Regions from separate parts of the Homo sapiens genome. Here region 1 is linked to region 2. The links are chromatin loops, found by intact Hi-C in ENCODE. Cell type or tissue: ascending aorta. All regions are shown on one strand. Links, peaks and the distances in the headings refer to the core of each region. The heading gives the core; the rest is flanking DNA.

Evidence for each region. Peaks named below come from ENCODE experiments on the same cell type or tissue, not always from the same donor. Only the 100,000 strongest peaks of a DNase experiment are listed, where the experiment ranks them.
Region 1: it touches region 2 in a loop (2.8-fold over the local background); 3 of 110 quality-filtered maps call a loop at or near these places.

Annotation. Positions count from the first base shown.
Region 1 is chr7:91,457,045-91,465,715 of GRCh38, forward strand. The region is part of intron 3 of LINC02932 (long intergenic non-protein coding RNA 2932); the gene reads left to right. Among named protein-coding and RNA genes, the nearest start is that of LINC02932, 150 kb to the left of the region's middle. In ascending aorta, for the core only: no CTCF peak of the experiment used is centred there; no DNase peak of the experiment used is centred there; H3K27ac peaks cover 1,522 bases.
Region 2 is chr7:91,078,011-91,086,681 of GRCh38, forward strand. CDK14 (cyclin dependent kinase 14) reads left to right here. Exons shown (of 15, transcript NM_001287135.2): 12 at 1,422-1,470. Among named protein-coding and RNA genes, the nearest start is that of FZD1, 180 kb to the right of the region's middle. In ascending aorta, for the core only: a CTCF peak has its summit at 5,044; a DNase peak (open chromatin) is centred at 6,401; H3K4me3 peaks cover 818 bases; H3K27ac peaks cover 1,616 bases.

The DNA of each region.
Region 1 (8,671 bases), core at 480-8,479, 380 kb after region 2:
AGAATATGATCCCACAAGGATGTCCACATTCTAATCTCTGGGACCTGTGAATATGTTACATTTCATGACAAAGGGGAATTCAGGTTGCAGATGGAAGACTGTGAATCAGCTGACTTTGAAAGAGGAAGGTTATCCTGGATGGGCTCAATCTAATCATATGAGCTCTTATAAGTGAAAGAGTAAAGCAGAAGAATGGGTCAGAAATGTGTTGTGAAAAGAACTTAACTCACCAGTGGTTGCTGGCTTTTAATATGAATGAAGGTGGCTACAAGCCAAGAAATGTAGTGGCCTCTAGAAACTAAGAATGATCCTCGGTTTACAGCCAGCAAGAAAATGAAAGTCTTGATCCCAAAATCTCAAGTAACTGAATTCTGCCAACAACCTGAATGAGAAGGAAATGAATTCTCCCCTGGAGTCTCCAGAAAGGAACACAGTGCTGCCAACACTTTGTTTTTAACCTAGTGAGATCTATGTCAGAATTCTGGCTTACAGAACTGTAAGATAATACATTTGTATTGTTTTAGCCTCTAAATTTATGGTAAATTATTATGACAGCAATAGAAAACTAACACAGCAGGTACATGGAGTTATGTACTGTTACAACAGTAACAGTATGTTACTTGTAATATTATTTTACAATATTATAACTTGTGAAGTAAGAAGTAGAAAGTTTCAGATGTGAACTAGGAAGTATAAAATGTTCTATTATTGACTATAAATGTGCTTTTATAAGTTAAGAATATACTTTGTTAGTCCTAGAGCAACTATGTAAAAACAGAATAATAAAAAGATGTTTAGCCAAGACACAAATAGAAGATGGGGCACTAAAAATATTTGATTAACCCAAAAGAAGGCAAGAAATGAACCATGGAAGACTAAAAAAAACCCAAGAGACAAATGGAAAACCAACAACAAAAGGGTAGACTTAAACCCAACCACATAAAAATTACATTAAATGTAAATGGACTGAACCATTCAATTAAAAGGAAGAGATTATTGGGCTGGATAAAAACAGAAAGACCAAACAAGATGCAGCCTATAAGAAATGCATACAGCTATATAAAAATTTTAAAGTAAAACAATGGTAAAAATGTGTATTATGCAAATAGTCATCATAAGGAAATTCATATGAAATAGTAATTTAAGACTTTAAGAGAAAAGATATTAGGGTATTATAAAAGATAAAGAAGGGCATTTTATAATGATATGACTTCCCATGCCCCTAAATATTCTTCCACTGAATGAGAGCTTCAAAATTTATAAAACAAAAACAGACAGAATCAAGGGAGAGAAATAAGCACATTTGCAACCATAATTAGAGATTTTAACACAAATCTCTTGGTAATTGAAGAGACAAGTAGGCAAAAAAATTAAGACATGAAAGACCTGAACAAACTATTAAGCAAATTTACCTAATTAACTTTTATAGAACACTATATCCAATAACTGAAAAAATATATTAATTTCTAGTGCACATGAAATATTCACCAAGATATACTGGGCCATAAAATAAATCTCAATACATTTCAGCAAAGCATGTTCTCTGACTAGATAGAAATTACGTTAATAACCATAAATAAGTTGTCACAAAAATGGAAATAAAATTACACACTTTTCAGTAACCCATGGGTTAAAGAAGTAATGAAAAGGGAAATTAGAAAATAAAAGTGAAAGATAATGAAAACACAAAATATCAAAATCTGTGAGATATTTAAAGCAGTGCTGATAAATTCATTTCTTTTGTGCTTATTCTAAAAAATAAAGTTTTAAAAATCTATTTCAACTTTTAAAAACTAGAAAAAGGATAGCAATGTAAATAAGAAAAAGGACATAATAATGACAAGGGCAAAAATAAGGAAATAAAAAAACAGACTGTACCCGAGAGAGAGAAGGAACATAGATTTTCAATATCAGAAATGAAAGAGAAGTATACTACAGATGCTAATGAAAACTAATAGGAAAATATCACCAACATAAAATAGTGAAATACCTTGAAAAATACATCTCACCCAATCTGACTCAAAAAATAAAAAATGTAAATAGCCCTATATCTATCAAGAAATTAAATTCATAATTAAAATTATAAGCATATATTAAAATTCAGAATTTAAAACCTTCTAATTTATTTTCAAACATTGGTATTTTAATAATACAATTTCTATCAATAACACCAACTTTACATCATCTCTTTCAGAATTCCAATAAGTATACAAAATGTGGCTCAATATTGTTAGCCATTCCTCTAAGTGTAAATTACAACCAGAAATCATACCAGTTCCTACCCATTATAATAGCTAAAATTAAAAAGACTGACAATTCTCAGTGTTAGTAACAATGTGTAGCAAGTGGACGTCTCCTAGATTCTGTTGGGAGTGTGTAAAACCACTTTTGAAAATAGTGTGACAATTTTTATATAGTTATATGTCACTTAAAAATGGGAATACATTCTGAGAAATATATCATTAGGTGATTTCCTTATTGTGAGAACATCATAGAGTATATGTATGTGCACACCTAGATGATATAACTTACTACACACCTAGGCTAAATGGTACATCCAAACATAGAAAAAGTACAGTAAAACTGTAAGTATAAAGTTTTAAAGACGGTGTACCTGTATAGAGCACTTACCATGAACAGAGCTTGCAGGACTGGCAGTTGCTCTGGGTGAGTCAGTGAGTGACTGGTGAATGAATGTGAAGGCCTAGGACTCACTGTACACTAAAGAGACTTTATAAATACTATACACTTAGCCTACATTAAATCTATTTTTTAAAAATTTCAGGCCCAGCATGGTGGCTCAGCACTTTGGGAGGCCAAAGCAGGAGGGTTGCTTGAGGCCAGGAGTTTGAGACGAGCCTGGACAACATAATGAGACCTCATGTCTACTAAAAATAAAAGAATTAGACAGGCTGGTTGGCGCTTGCCTGTAGTGCCAGATACTGGAGAGACTGAGGTGAAAAGATCCTGTGAGTCCAGGAGTTTGAGCTTGCAGTGAGCTATGATCATGACACTGCACTCCAGCCTGGGTGACAGAGCAAGACCCTGTCTCAAAACAAACAAACAAACAAACAAACAGCAACAACAAAAAGAAGTTCTTTCTTCAATAACATATTAACTTTAGCTTACTGTAACATTTTTACTTTATAAATTTTTAATTTTTTTAGCTTTTAGACTTTCGCAATAACACTTAGCCTAAAACACAAACACACGGTACAGCTGTACAAAAACATTTTCTTTCTTTATATCCTTATCCTATTTTTAAAATGTTTCTTTTTCACTTTTAAAACTTTTTTGTTAAAAACTAAAACAAAAATACACATATTAACCTAGGCCTACACAGGGTCAGGATCATCAAGACATCATGGGGCAATAGGAAATTTTCAGCTCCCATGTAATCTTATGTGACCACCATCCTATATGCAGTTCATTATTGACAAAAACGTCATGGTGTGGCCTATGACTGTAGTCAAATATGAATTTCCCATGTAACTGAGCAACTCTACTCTTCATCATTTACCCAGGAAAGAAAACATTTTGCCAAAGTATTAGATGAAGAGTCATTTTCTATGAAGAATAAGTATTCAATAACCATTTCCAGCGTTCCCCACTATTATCCTGGACTAGATGAATATAAAAGATATATTATCTGCCTTATGGAAACTGCCTTCTAAGATTAAAAAATAATCAAAATATACTTGAATTTCAAAAATTTAAAATCCACTTTGAATTGTACTTGCACAAGTTTTCATTTTTACATAATAGATCTAACTAGTTAGGGAGCTGTTTCTTTCTTGATGGCCTATCCAAGAAATAATTTTCTTTAATTTCTAGGCTCTTGAAATGATTGATGAATCTATAGAAGAGCTTTCTGTGCTGGTTCTCAGTGAATCACCAGAAAGACTCATGAGTTTCTTTTAACATTTCAAAGCTATTCAAAAGTGCAGTCCAATTTGGTAATTGAAAGAGTGATTATTCTCTTTGTGAATTATATAGCTTCTCTGTTTCTCTTATTCTTTGGTTATTTTATCCCCACTTGTCTGTTTCTCCATTGGAAAAGAGGCTTGGACACTAGAAGAAAGCCAGGTCATAGTTAAGTAAATATGTTTACTTGGCAAATACCTCAATTTGTGGGGAGAAATGAACACTGTAGTTTAAATAATGGTTTTAGAATTATCTTAAACTTTTTTTATGACAAGCTTCGTATCTTGACACTACTGATGTGGGGTGTGTGTATGTTGGGGTGGGGGAGGAAAGAGAGATGGTTATGATAAACAGTAGACTCAATAGTTCGAACATAAAACATAAAACTAGTTTTATTTTTAAAAACTGTTACTTGTCAAAGTAGACTTTTTTTTCTCCTGTTTAACATGCTACCTCTTAGTCATGGAGTAGCTATGAGCACAACCAATGTCATTCTTTAAAAAATTATTCCAATGGGGGCAATACTGGTCTTGGGAAGGAAAGCCTACACTTGATGCAATAATATATGGTTAACAAATTCACAATTGAGTGACTTTTCTTGCAGCTGTGGTTCAAATTATAGACATTTCAGATGTTTAATGGTGACTTTAATTTACTGTGAGGAAGTGTATGATGAGCATCTGGAAGGACATGATTTTACTTTAATCATTTTGATTTAGGTGATAGTAATTACAAGTATCATCATGGTCTGTAGAGAAAACATTGGTTTTACTGTTACCTGCCAGGACTTGTTTCCATCCTTTACCAGGGCATTTTTTTCTTGGACCAGGAGGAGTTAAATCATCATTCTGAAATTTCCTTTGCTACTTAAGTGCCTGGCATGATCATGGATTCATAATAATGGAACAAATTGATGAGTTTACTTAGCCAAAATGACTACGGTTTAAAAGATTAGGAATAATGGTGTTTAAGTTAACTGGGAAAAGCAGTGTTAATCTGCCCCAGAAACTTTACAGCTAAGTAGATGCAGCAATTTGAAAGACCTTGAAGTAACATAAACTGCTTCTGACTGTGCAGGTAGTTTTAGGAAAAGTTTCACTAAGTGCTTAGCCAAGAAGGCATTAAGTATGGAATGAGGCAAAAGCCTTTCTCTTAGCTCTTCAGTCATTCTATTTCCTGTTTTAACAAATACAAAAAAGAGACTTAAACTCAACAACAAAATATCTCAGCTAACTAAGAGGTTTTTCAACCCAGAGGGACTATTCAGAAGATAGGAATAAACATACTTCAATATGGAGACATCATTAAGCATATGTAGCACATGGCAGATATCAATAATATTTATTGAATGAATATATGAAAATACCACCAATCAAAACTTTATTAGAAGTCAGTTGTTGAACAGCTACTAGATTGTAAATTTATCTTACAAATATGAGAATCATGGTTTAAAAAATATGTGGAATCCCCTAAAGACTACTTCTCCATTGAAAAGATCCAATTCTGTTCTTGGCTCAGCTAATATCGTTCTTCTGGGCTCTCTGCCTCTTATATTTTTTTATCTGTAATATGGGGGCCACAGCATATTTTCTTTCTACATCACTAAGTTGTGGTGAAGATCACTTGAGCAAATAGCAATGTGTCAGAAACTGAAGAGAGTTGAAAGATGTAGTGTTTTCTATATTATTCTATTTATGTTTTCCTAGGTACTCCCTTTTCTCTTGTTCCTCTCCCACATAAATACTGCTGATAGGGGCAGGAGGCAGACATATCCCTAGGCAGATGAGGCGGGTTTCTGGTGAAACCCCACCTTCAAACCAAAGACACTTTAAAGCCTGAAAGCCAAGCTACAAGTCTTGATAAATCAATGGACCAGATTCAGAATCTCTCTTCCCGTGTGGCGCACTTTCCTCTGATAGATCTCTGCCCTTCTCCTATTTTACATATACCTACCCTTCCCTAGCTGGGTTTTTACACTGTCATACCCATCTTTGAGTGCTGTCTTTGTTTTAGCCTTTTTTGCATACTCACAAATCAATCAGCATGCACTCCCTTATTCTGAGCCCCTAAAAACCCCGGATTCATCCACACTTTGGGACTGCCCGCCTTTAGGTGGGAAGAGACCACCCAACTTCGGAGAGGGGGCTGCACTCTGGGGTCCTCTCTCTGCTGAGACCTGTCGCTCAGTAAAACTCTCCTCACCTTCGGTTGTCAGGGTAACCTCTTTATTCTTGGAAGTGAAACAAGAACTCGGGACCTGCCAAAATTGAGTACCAGAAAGGCTGTAACACTGTAGCCCTCCACCCTCTGCCAGAGGTGGGAAGCCATCCCACATTACGCGAAGACACCCCACATCACGGGAAGCCGTGGCAGGGCTAGGCCAGCCCCAGAGCCGTGGTCAAGAACAGGGCCACGGGACTAAAAGAGCTGTTAGCACACTGTAAAACACCCCCCTGGGCTTCACGGTTGCTGGCATCCCTGTTCAGGTGACACAGCATTCCCCTCGTCCAGACTCCACGCCCAAGGCAGAAGCAGGTTGTGGCATACCCAGCCCAGCTGCGGGCTGAGCGCGGATCCCGTGGCGAGTGTGGGATCTGCGCAGGAGTGCAAGCCAGGCGCAGTTCACTGGGCTGGGTGGAGAGGGTACCTCCTGTGGTGAGTCCGGGGCTGAGCCAGGCACAGGCAGGGGCATCACTGGCCATGGAGGTCTCCAGCTGGTGACGTGGCTCTGAGAAAAATCCTGCACAACTGCTAAAGGTATTTGAGATCCAGGCAGTGTGCTTTTTTCTGGACGTTATAAATAAGCCATGCTTTTGGTCCTGAGGTCACTCAGAGGTTATACTCAATTATTCCAGAGTCAATTAGGCCCAGTCCTGTTTAGCTAGGTTTGCTCTCTCTTGGGCTGTTTCTCTTGAAGCAATTTTTCTCCATATTAGAACCTCTCTCTAAGGATACATAGCAGAAATTAAAGAATGCCAACATCATATTTTCTTAGAGTTTAAAAAAAGGCATTAGGGACCTCAGCACAGACCGTCCTGTTACCTAAGCATAAGGTCACACAAAGTTCCTTGGTCATGAGAGACCACATCTACATATAGCAAAGCTGAGTACAGTGAGCCGAGATCGCGCCACTGCACTCCAACCTGGGCGACAGCGAGACTCTGTCTCAAAAAAAAAAAAAAAAAAAAAAAAGCTGAGTATTCCCCAGCTCCCTATCCAGTGCTTTTTTCATGACTCCAGTCTAATTAGTCTGGTAAAGATGCTTTTGGCATAGAGGAGTTGAAGGTCTTAGTTGAAGTGGGGGTAATCTTTTTGCCCTGTCTTTTCTACCATCTTTGCCTGGGTATTTGATAGGTGACTTTGAATGTGGAGTCTCAGAACCTGTAGTGAAGATTTTTAAAACTATGAACTCTGCAGGTCCCGGTTTTGTCCTTTAGTTCATTATTTGGAATCCATAAAACACAGATTCTATGAAGAGAAACTCCTAATGCCAGATGCTTTTAGTGGTTAGGTTATTATTATTTTTTAAAGTAGCAACTTCCAGACTCTAGTCAAAGTATATCCTGGACTTATAAATTATGGAATTTGTACTTAAGTACAAATTTATTTTGTACTTTTTTGTTTATTTTACGGAAATTTGAACTAAATATTCCCCAGGTAAAGGTATCATGATGGATGGAGGTCTCCCAACATAATTTCCTCCTTATCCAATTAGTCTACCAATCCTGCTAATCCCGTTCACCCTGCCAGTGCCTGGTTTAGGAAAAGCATGTGATCTGATTGTAACCAATGATCCATTAAGGAAGGTCTGCTAGGTGGGGTTGGGAATTATGGGAAAGATTTCCTTGCTCCTAAAAAGTTAACAAGGAAGACATGGCCCATTTTCTTTCTCTAGACACAGTTATATCCGGATGTGATGCCTAGAACTGCTACAGCCATCCTGATGTCTGCCTGAGAATGAACCCGACCAGAAAGCATTGTAGACCCAAAGTGGGTGTTAGAGAGGTAGAGACAGAGACCTGAGAAACTGTGTCTTTGGGAAATAATTATTTTAACCTGTTTAATAGAAGTTTTCTGTTAACTGCAGCTGAAGGCATTCTAATTGAAAATGTGGGTGACAGAAATTCTAACTTTATCCTTGATAACCCACCCTCACACCCTCATCTCTGAAAATGCTTTGAAAAATAGTTTGCTGATACATGGCCATTCTCTGTGAATTTCTCTCTAAGGAAATGTGGCTCTCAGAACACAGAAATAAAAATTATTTATAAAGACCCTTCCTAGATAATCTACTCTGCTTCAGGTGGGTTGGATAAAGGATAGAATTAGTTCAGGTATTAGAGAGAAAAGTCAACCAACAAGCCTATTAAGTGTCTACTTGTGCCCAGTATTTTACCCAAAACTTAATCGAGTAGATAAATTATTTGTATTTTTTCTTGAGAAAGATTGTTCATACTTGATTATTAGTTTCTAAAGAAAGTATTCTTAATTCCAAGCCTAATAGCTCTTATGTCATTAGTTTCTAGTGCAGAGAAATGTACTTGATGAATTTGTGTTGACTTTTTTTTTTGCTAGCCAATATGAAGGTTGCCAGTCCCTGCCAAAATCAGCACTAAAACTATTTTTCATGAGTAATAACAATAATATTCTTTTTTAAATAGCACCTTTAACCCAAAAATCTTAAGCCTATATAAACATTCACTCAACAATACACTCAAAATCTCAGTATTTGGTTGATGGGGAAATT
Region 2 (8,671 bases), core at 126-8,125:
ATGCTAGAAGACGTATGGAGAAAGTGACATACTTTTTCATCACTGGTGGGAAAATGAAAAGTACTCTGTCGGCATTTATTAAAATGTAAAATATGCATACCGTTTGCCAAGCAATTCTATATTGGGGAATCTATCCAACAGAAATGAAAGCATCTGTAGGTAGAGAGACATGTACAAGGATATTTGCTGAAGTATTGTTTGTAAGGGAAAAGAAATTGGAAACTACTTAAAGGTTCATCAATGGGAGAACAGTTAAATAAATTATGGTACTTCTATTTTATAGAACGTTATACGATTTTAAAACAATTGTTACAGGCCAGGCGCAGTGGCTCACTTGTGTAATCCCAGCACTTTGGGAGGCCAAGGCAGGTCGATCACCTGAGGTCAGGAATTCGAGACCAGCCTGGCCAGCATGATGACACCCTGTCTCTACTAAAAATACAAAAATTAGCTGGGTGTGGCAGCACATGCCTGTAATTCCAGCTACTTGGGAGGCTGAGGCAGGAGAATCGCTTGAATCCGGGAGGCGGAGGTTGCAGTGAGCTGAGATTGGGCCATTGCACTACAGCGTGGGCAACAGAGCAAGGCTCTGTCTGAAAAAAAAAATTGTTACATATATTCTTGATTTGAAGGACTATCCAGTATATTTTGTTAAGTGCCAATAGAGTTTCAAGGGTAATGTTTATTGTAAAATCCGTTCAAAAAATCAATGGTATATATGTTCGTACATAAGGATGGGTGTATTTCATAAACAAAAAAATATGTGAAAAGGGACATAGCAAATCATTAACAATTGGTATATCATCAGAAGTGAAAGAATTTGCAGCTGAAGAGATTATAATGTCTATTCTGTATCACTTGATTGTTTAACTTGGTAAAACAAACATGTTCCTTTTTAAACTAAAACAAATCTAAAGATTGTTCACTGATAAATGTAAATATACGGTATAGGACCCTGGTAGTTTGGCTTTGAGCATGTATAAATACCATACAATATAGGAAAGGAGACCCAATATTATTGTATTTGGTCAGAGAAATCATCATAGGAAAAAAACAGCAAGTCTCACTTGACGAAATGTGTTGATATGCTTTTGTAAATCTACTTACAGGTTGGAGGTTTGGAATTTGCATTTCTTTTTTCAACTCAATTAAAACTTAGTTGTTCTAAGAAATAGTTATTAGGAAGCCAAATTATGAAATAAACCATCTTAGACTAAAGAAAACAATGCTTCACCGTTTAATATGTTGTTATCTTCCTGTTTTACTCTTTATAACTGCCCAGTATAAAAGTGAAGACCTTACTATGCTGGCCTAACTGACTGAGTAGCCCACTCTTTTTTTAAAGTTGAAGTTTTTTCAACATACTTGTAATATATACATTTGATACAAAGATTGTTTATCATTTTTCTTTTTTATTTCAGAACGCTTTACCCTGTACAGCTCTAAAAACCTTAGACAAGCATGGAATAAGTAAGTCTTTATACAGATTGTGCTCATTCTCTTTCTTTCTCTTTTAATATTTACAACTCTTCTCATACGTTTTTCATGGCATTGTTGATTCATCCTGCTGTGTATTTATTCATTCATTTAACCATTAAACTGCTGTTAAACCTTAACTGTGTGCTAGCTACTATGTTCAGCCTGAGCCAACACTGTATGAATTTGAGTTCCTAGAGCGATGTGGCATTGCTTCAGAACTGTAAATCCTAAAATTCCTTGTGGTCAGCCTTCTTGCAGCTAAATTCCAAGAAATATTTTTGTATCAGCAACATAGCATTTAGAAAATATAATATAATGACTGACTTTCTAATATAAATGATGTTGGTGACAACTTTTGAGCTAAAGTTGATCTTTCAGATTTTTTCACTTCGCATATTTTTCCCTTACGCCTTATTGGGAAGCTAAATGCATTTATGACTGAAGTGTGTGTTCTCCATTTATTTCATGTCTGTTCTCTCATCTGACCTTACTTCATTTTATTTGTTGTTTTTGAGATTTCATAAAATCTGAAGATCTGGATTTTGTAGTTACTCAGGAGACTTTTATTGCAAGCCAATGTGTTAGAAAATCATTAGAAGTGGGAAACAGTAATTTAGTCATTCCCGTTTACTTGTGAGTGTCACATTTCAAGGTTTATGCTGGATAAAAGACAACTGGAACTGGTTTGATTAAATAAACTGTAATTTGTCATAAAATTTTGTCTACTTGGAATTTAGTGTTATACTCACATTTTTTCACTGTTATCACGTTTAATTTTGGATACTCCCAGTTATGAAAAAAATAACAAAAAACTTTTTCATATTAAAATGCTGCTAATCCGTGCTCTCAGTGGATACAGTGGACAGCTAATGGCGAGGAACTCATGAAATGAATACATTAAATTCTGCGGTAGTTTACTTTAGGGATTTGGCCATTTATTTTTATTAAATTTGTACCTCGAATAACACATAGGTATAATCATTTTTGTCTAACCTGGGGCTTTGCATGTGCCATTTGAAGAGCCAGTTCTTAACCTCAAGGCTCCCCTGGGAAGCATTCCCTCTCCTGGGAGCTTCCTGTGCATGCTCCTCTTCTCTGCCTCCCCATTTCCTGATCACTGGTCTAACATATTTTAATTAAGTGCTTTTATACACCAGATAATATATACAGTATACAGTTCCTACCTTAATTAAATGATCAAACACATTCCTCTCATAGGAATAAGACATCATTCCTTCCAACCAGATAACCACTTTATGAAACAATTCTTGATAAAGCCATTGAATCTCTAAACCTACATTTAAAGTAACAGGAAAATCTGAAACTATCATACTGTAGCATAGCAGCATTTCTGGAGAATAGGTAATTAGAATTACAGAATTACAGAATTTATCATTAGAATTAATTCAAAGGCATTTAATAAACTGAGTCCCACCATTAGTCCCACTTTTTAAATATTTTAAGGAAAATGATAAAAGCTGAGCTTGAGGTAAGATTTTAAAATTATGAACATGACTTGTTTAGAACGATGCTATTTTTAAGTCCTTGTAAGTTTTGCCTTAAGGGTTTATTTCAGAAACACTAAGTAATAAAATCATTACTAAAAATATTAAAATGCTACTTTCTGGTATTCCAGTATTAAGTGCTGAATCTTTAGAGCCAAGCTGTAGCCTCTAGCCAATTCAAACCAAGGCAATTTAAAGAGAACTAAGATGCAGAGACGTTAATTATATTATTGATTCTTCCTCCAAATGGTCCTTGCAACCATCATCAGCATTTCAGCATCTTTCACTTAAGGAGTGAGATCAGAATTCAAAAGAACTACATTAAAAGACTATTACGCGAGTGATGGTTTTCTCTATTTCCAACTAATTTGCTTGTCTATAGCACAATTACTAAACTGAAGCAACTGTTAAATTCTCTTGTACAGTGGTAATAGGTTTAAAATAAATTGAACTAATTTGCAAGAACTAATTTGAATTCAGTTTAGATGGGTTAATATAAGATAGGTGGGTTAATATAAAAAAGTAGGTCACTGTTCAAAATTAAGTAACAATGCTTTTAAAAATATGTATTAACCTAGGTATTGAAGCTAGTGGAGATGTTAACCTGCCTAAGAGAGTAGGAATTTCTTGAGAAATGAATCCTTAAGTTTATTTGAATAGCTATAACAAAAGACCCAGTTTATTTTGGGGCCAACTCTGCCCTAAGTAACACCTAGGCAATTCCCTGCTGACTTCATTTATGTCAGCAACCATGGGCATAATTTCATCCTTTGAAAGATATTTTTATTGTTCTGGGAAAACAAAGCAGCAATGGGAGAAAATATAAGATCCAACAGATATCCAAATTCAAAAGAATAATAGAAAGAAGAAATCTTAATTATGCGATTGAGAATAATAAATATATATTAAAAAAAAAGGAAAGTCCTTTTATTCCCTCATACTAGAAGTGCATAATCCATGTGGGCTCTTCCTCCATAAAGGGGATTGTGGATTAAAGGGAGACAAATCTTAATTTTATAAAAACATGTACTGTTTTCTGACTGCCTTCAAACCATTCTATTTTATTTCATTGCAGTTATACTCTCCCTATTTCTCTTCCAAATCTCTCTATTTATAGTTGTCTGACATTGGCATGTATGTGCAATCAACCAAGAATTTTAGCCACTTAAAAGATCTTTTATTATTTTGGCTGGAGAAGAAGCCTTAGTGTATGCTCTCCAGCAAAGTTAAGGGGAAGATTCCAGGAACACATTTGCTTGTTTTGGAACTTTTAAACAGCTGAATGATTTCGGAGGTTTGAAAGTATCAAAAAGAGAACTAAGGATAAACCACTAAGTCACAGAAGACAGATCTGGAAAAGACCGCTTGTGGCTGGTAACAAGAAGCACGTCTACAGACTTGAATAGGCACAGGTTAACCTTTTCCTGCTTGTTCCCACACATGTTATGGTTCTGCTTATCCTCTCTTAGTTAAGTAAAACTGGATTTCTCCTAAGAACTTATAAAAATTGGTATTCTAAATTGTGTAGTAAATACAGAGACATTTAAACAAAGGTACCTTTCTGGAAACACAAAAATAGAGAAGAAAAATCTTACCTGCTACAATTGAATGTACCAGCAGAGTCTCCAACCTGAATTTAAAAGATTTAGAAATGTTTCCTAACTTTGTGTTCTTGAACTTTCCTTGAGTATTTTATCTGACTTGATGTTTAACTTCCAAGACATATTTTAAAGGTGACTTGCTAGATAGTTGAGTTACATATGCATAAAACATAATGTATTTAAAATAATATTCGGAGGAATAACGTAACTTTCACTCTGTATTTATGTTGGTGGTGCTCTATTGTATTTTTCTTGTCATTATAGCTGATGTGTACCATTAAGATTTAAGTCAGAGAATTCGCAACAAACTGAAAGACCCTGTTTTCCATTCTCCCTAATGTTCTAAGTCGATCTAAAATTTTCTAACATAATAATATATTGCAAAGTAAGCTAGAGTTGTAAATGTCTTTCCCTGTTTAAAAATGTGAGAGGAAGGTAAGAACACTGTTATTTCACTAGGAGGAGCAGTTGAGTTGAGTGAGTTCTTAAATCATCTTTCCCCACTTTCACTTTTTTTTTTCATTGTTGATCATTTTTGTTATAATTCTATTTACTTCAAAGTAACAATTTTAATTTATTTAGTGCCTGGAGACTTCTTCTTGTAATATTTTCAAAGAAATTATTCTATACATCACTATTAAATGTTTGAGGGATGGGTTTATTGGATGGATAAACTCTAAAGCAGACACTAAAGCAGACCTTTTGGAATTCCAGTCTTATAACTCAAAGGGTGAGCTGCAGCTGTCCACTGCCCAGCTCTATGGATTTGAGTTCAGCATTAGAACACTGCATGAGGTGTAGTTCTTCACCACATGCCATACCCTTGAAAATGTACTGTTTTCAATATGCAGACAGTCCAATCCAAGCAGGTCTCTTGTCCTGACCCTGCACTGCCATACATAGTATTGTTTGGAGGCCCCCAAAGGCTCACCTGCTTGCTTGGAAGTTGCAGTTCATAGCAATTTCTGGAGACATTTGTTTTCATAAGAATGAATCATTAGTTCAGTTACTAAAAGCATTATGTGGATATGATGTTTATCAAAACCCCCTAAACCCCTTGCCATCTAATAGAAAGCAGCTCTTCTAGGAAATTGCAGATAGGATTCTTGAAAGGAAAAAGAGGAGGACCTAAAATAGGAGATGCTTTCCAGGCCCTGGTGGGAGTCCTAGAGAGCCTTGGAAAAGACAATAAAGATCTGTCCAAAGATTCAGGTTGCAAGCAGGTGCCAGGAGGACAAAGAGAAAACTATCTGAGTGGAAGATGGTAAATTTGCCAAAGGCCTAGCCCTGATCACTAGCAGTGGCAACAGCATAAATGTGAAAGCATATGAAACGGACATAGTCAAAGGCCTGACATGCAACTCATCTCCACAGATATAGTTGTGATGGAACTAACAGTTAGCCTTTTGCAATGTACATTGTCACATCCCCACATATGCTTATGGCAGTCTTTTGAGGTAGGGCAGATATTATCATCTTGATTGTATAGCCTAAAATTAAAAACAGGCTTATGAGATCAAATGATCAGCACAATTGAAAATAACAACTAGGAATATATGTACTCCAGTGAATCTTATGAAGGGAATATTATCCATTTTAAAACCCCATATTCATGGGAGCTTATCAATATCTAATTTTATTTTGTTCTCGCCGCAGCCATGGGTGGGGATATCTCTTCTGGGACCTGATGTCATTCCCCATCTAGATTTCATGCAGCCAGGAGAGCTGGGACAGAACAGAAGCCTGACTTCCTCTGTCCTGGGGAAAACAGTGTTTGCAGCTGGCTGACTGCCCACACCACCAACTTGGGCCTCTCCTGCCCACTGCTGGGTAATGCACCATGGGAAAAAGGCTGGCTTTGTGACAGTCTAAGTGCCAGAGATGACAGGCCTGCCTGCTACCCACTCACACCCTACCAGTGAGGTTTGTCACCTCTTCCACACAGCTCCCACTGCCCCCAAGAGGTTAAGCCCTGTCATTTTGTGTCATTGCCAGATTTCTTATCCATGTCTCTTTTTTTGTAGCAAAGAATTCAGTGTCATTAATAACCCCTGGTGATGGCCAAGGGCAGGCCCCATGCTATTTGTTATCTGTTGGACACGCGTTTTTTGATCCCCTTCTGATAGACAGAAAATACCCATCTTCTCTCTTACTAATTGGCAGTATGTGCCAGGCTTGGGAGTTGGCAACAGCCATTGCTTTTCATCCTTTCAGATTACGTGTTGGACTCCTCATCCAAAAGTGCACGCTTACGATGCGGCTAATACCTTCCTCCTGCCATCCAGCTCATTAAGGAATAAAACCCAACCCTACTTCTGAAGTGGCACAGAGCTTCTAGAGGCAGCTGGGCTGCTCATTTCCCTGAAAGGAGGAGATGGAATTAGGCTTTCTCGAAGTCTTCTCCAAACAGATTCTAGAAGCATAAACTGTAGGAGTTCCTCTGTTCTCCCAAATATGCCATGGGTGTTTGTATTCTGCGACTGCCATAACAAATTACCACACATTTATTGGTGTAGAATAGTACAAACATGTTACCTTACAGTACTGTCAGGCAGAAGTCTGGAAGAGCTGAGCTGATTTCTTTTCTCTGGGTCTCACAAGGCCAAAATCAAGATGTTGACCAACTTGGGGTTTTATCTAGAGGCTTTCGGGGAGAATTTACTCCCATGCTCATGCAGGTTGTTGGCAGAATTCAGTTCCTTGGGGGGTATGGCTGAGGTCTCACTTCCTTGCTCGCTGTCTCCACCCGCTCAACGCCTCCTGCATGCTTCATCACATAGCCACCTTCTCCATCAAACAAGCTTCTGATCTCTCTGACTTCCTGTCTGCCCCATTTCCTCTGCCTCCAGCAGGAGAAAGTTCTCTGCTTCTGAAGGTTCATGTAATTAGATTGGGCCCACCTGGTTAATCCAGGTTACTCTCTCTGTACAGTCCCTTTTGCTGTGAAAAGTTACCTGTTCACCAGCTTCAGGGGTTAACAGGTGGACATCTTTGGGGGCCATTTTGCTTATCAGAAGTGGGTACTAGAGTTTCCCATTCAATCCGGAGTCATGGAGTGAAGCAGAGCACAGGGGAGCAAATCCAGTCCTAGCCAGGTCAGACACCGTCTATTTTGCCTGGTCTCTGACCCATCAGGTAACAGGCATAGGCTTCTGACTTCAAGTTGCCTGGTTCACAACTGGTATCTTTAAAATTATGTATAAGGAAGAAATCAGTTTTTATCTCTAGCACAGAGGAAAAAGAGATTATGCTCAAGAAGGCCGCTGGCCTCTGAGGTAACTGAAAGTTTGGCCCGACATTTCTAGGTCTGTGCTGACAAATGCAGTAGCCATTAGGCCTCTGTGGTTCCAGGGCACTTAAAATGTGACTACTGTGATTTAGGAACTGAATTTTTTTACTATATTTAAATGTAATTAACAAGAGTTAAGGGCCACATGTGGTTGGTTGCTGCCATATTGGGTGACACAATTCTAGATCATTTAAATGCTCGTCAGTGTAATACAAATGTGGATGTCTGCTGCTTTGGAAACACTACACTAAAGAGTCATTGCATTTTGCACTCAAGTGTCCAGAGATCTTGCTTTTTATTTTTGCTTCTCACCCCTATCTTTTATTTGTAAACACCCTGAGTATAATAGCTCTGGAGTACCCAATAAGCATAATAAATCTGCAGGGGGAATAGTGGAAATATCAAAGAACATCAAGCAGACATTCCTTTCCCTGCCTCCTCCCCTCCAGAAGCCACGCTGTTCCCTCCTGAGGGGCGCAGCCTGTTGCAAGTGTCTCTATTCCTTTCTCCTTCTTGTGTTGTCTCTCTCTCTTTTCTGTTGGGAACTGTTAGGGGTTAGACACACAGCTCTCTACCCTTTTTGAACTCCCTTAAGAATTCACCTCTCTGCTGTTGTTCCCGATCTCCTTGATCTCCCCTAACTCTACTCAGAAAACACCGTAAAGGCTCAGCTTCCTGTTCATCACATATGAGATGCTATTGAGAGGGGCTCCATTTTCTAAATAAGCCTTCCAAATAAAGAGCTGATCCAGGTCTTCCTCACTGGGCCCCTGTGGGTGTGTGTGTGTGTGTGTGTG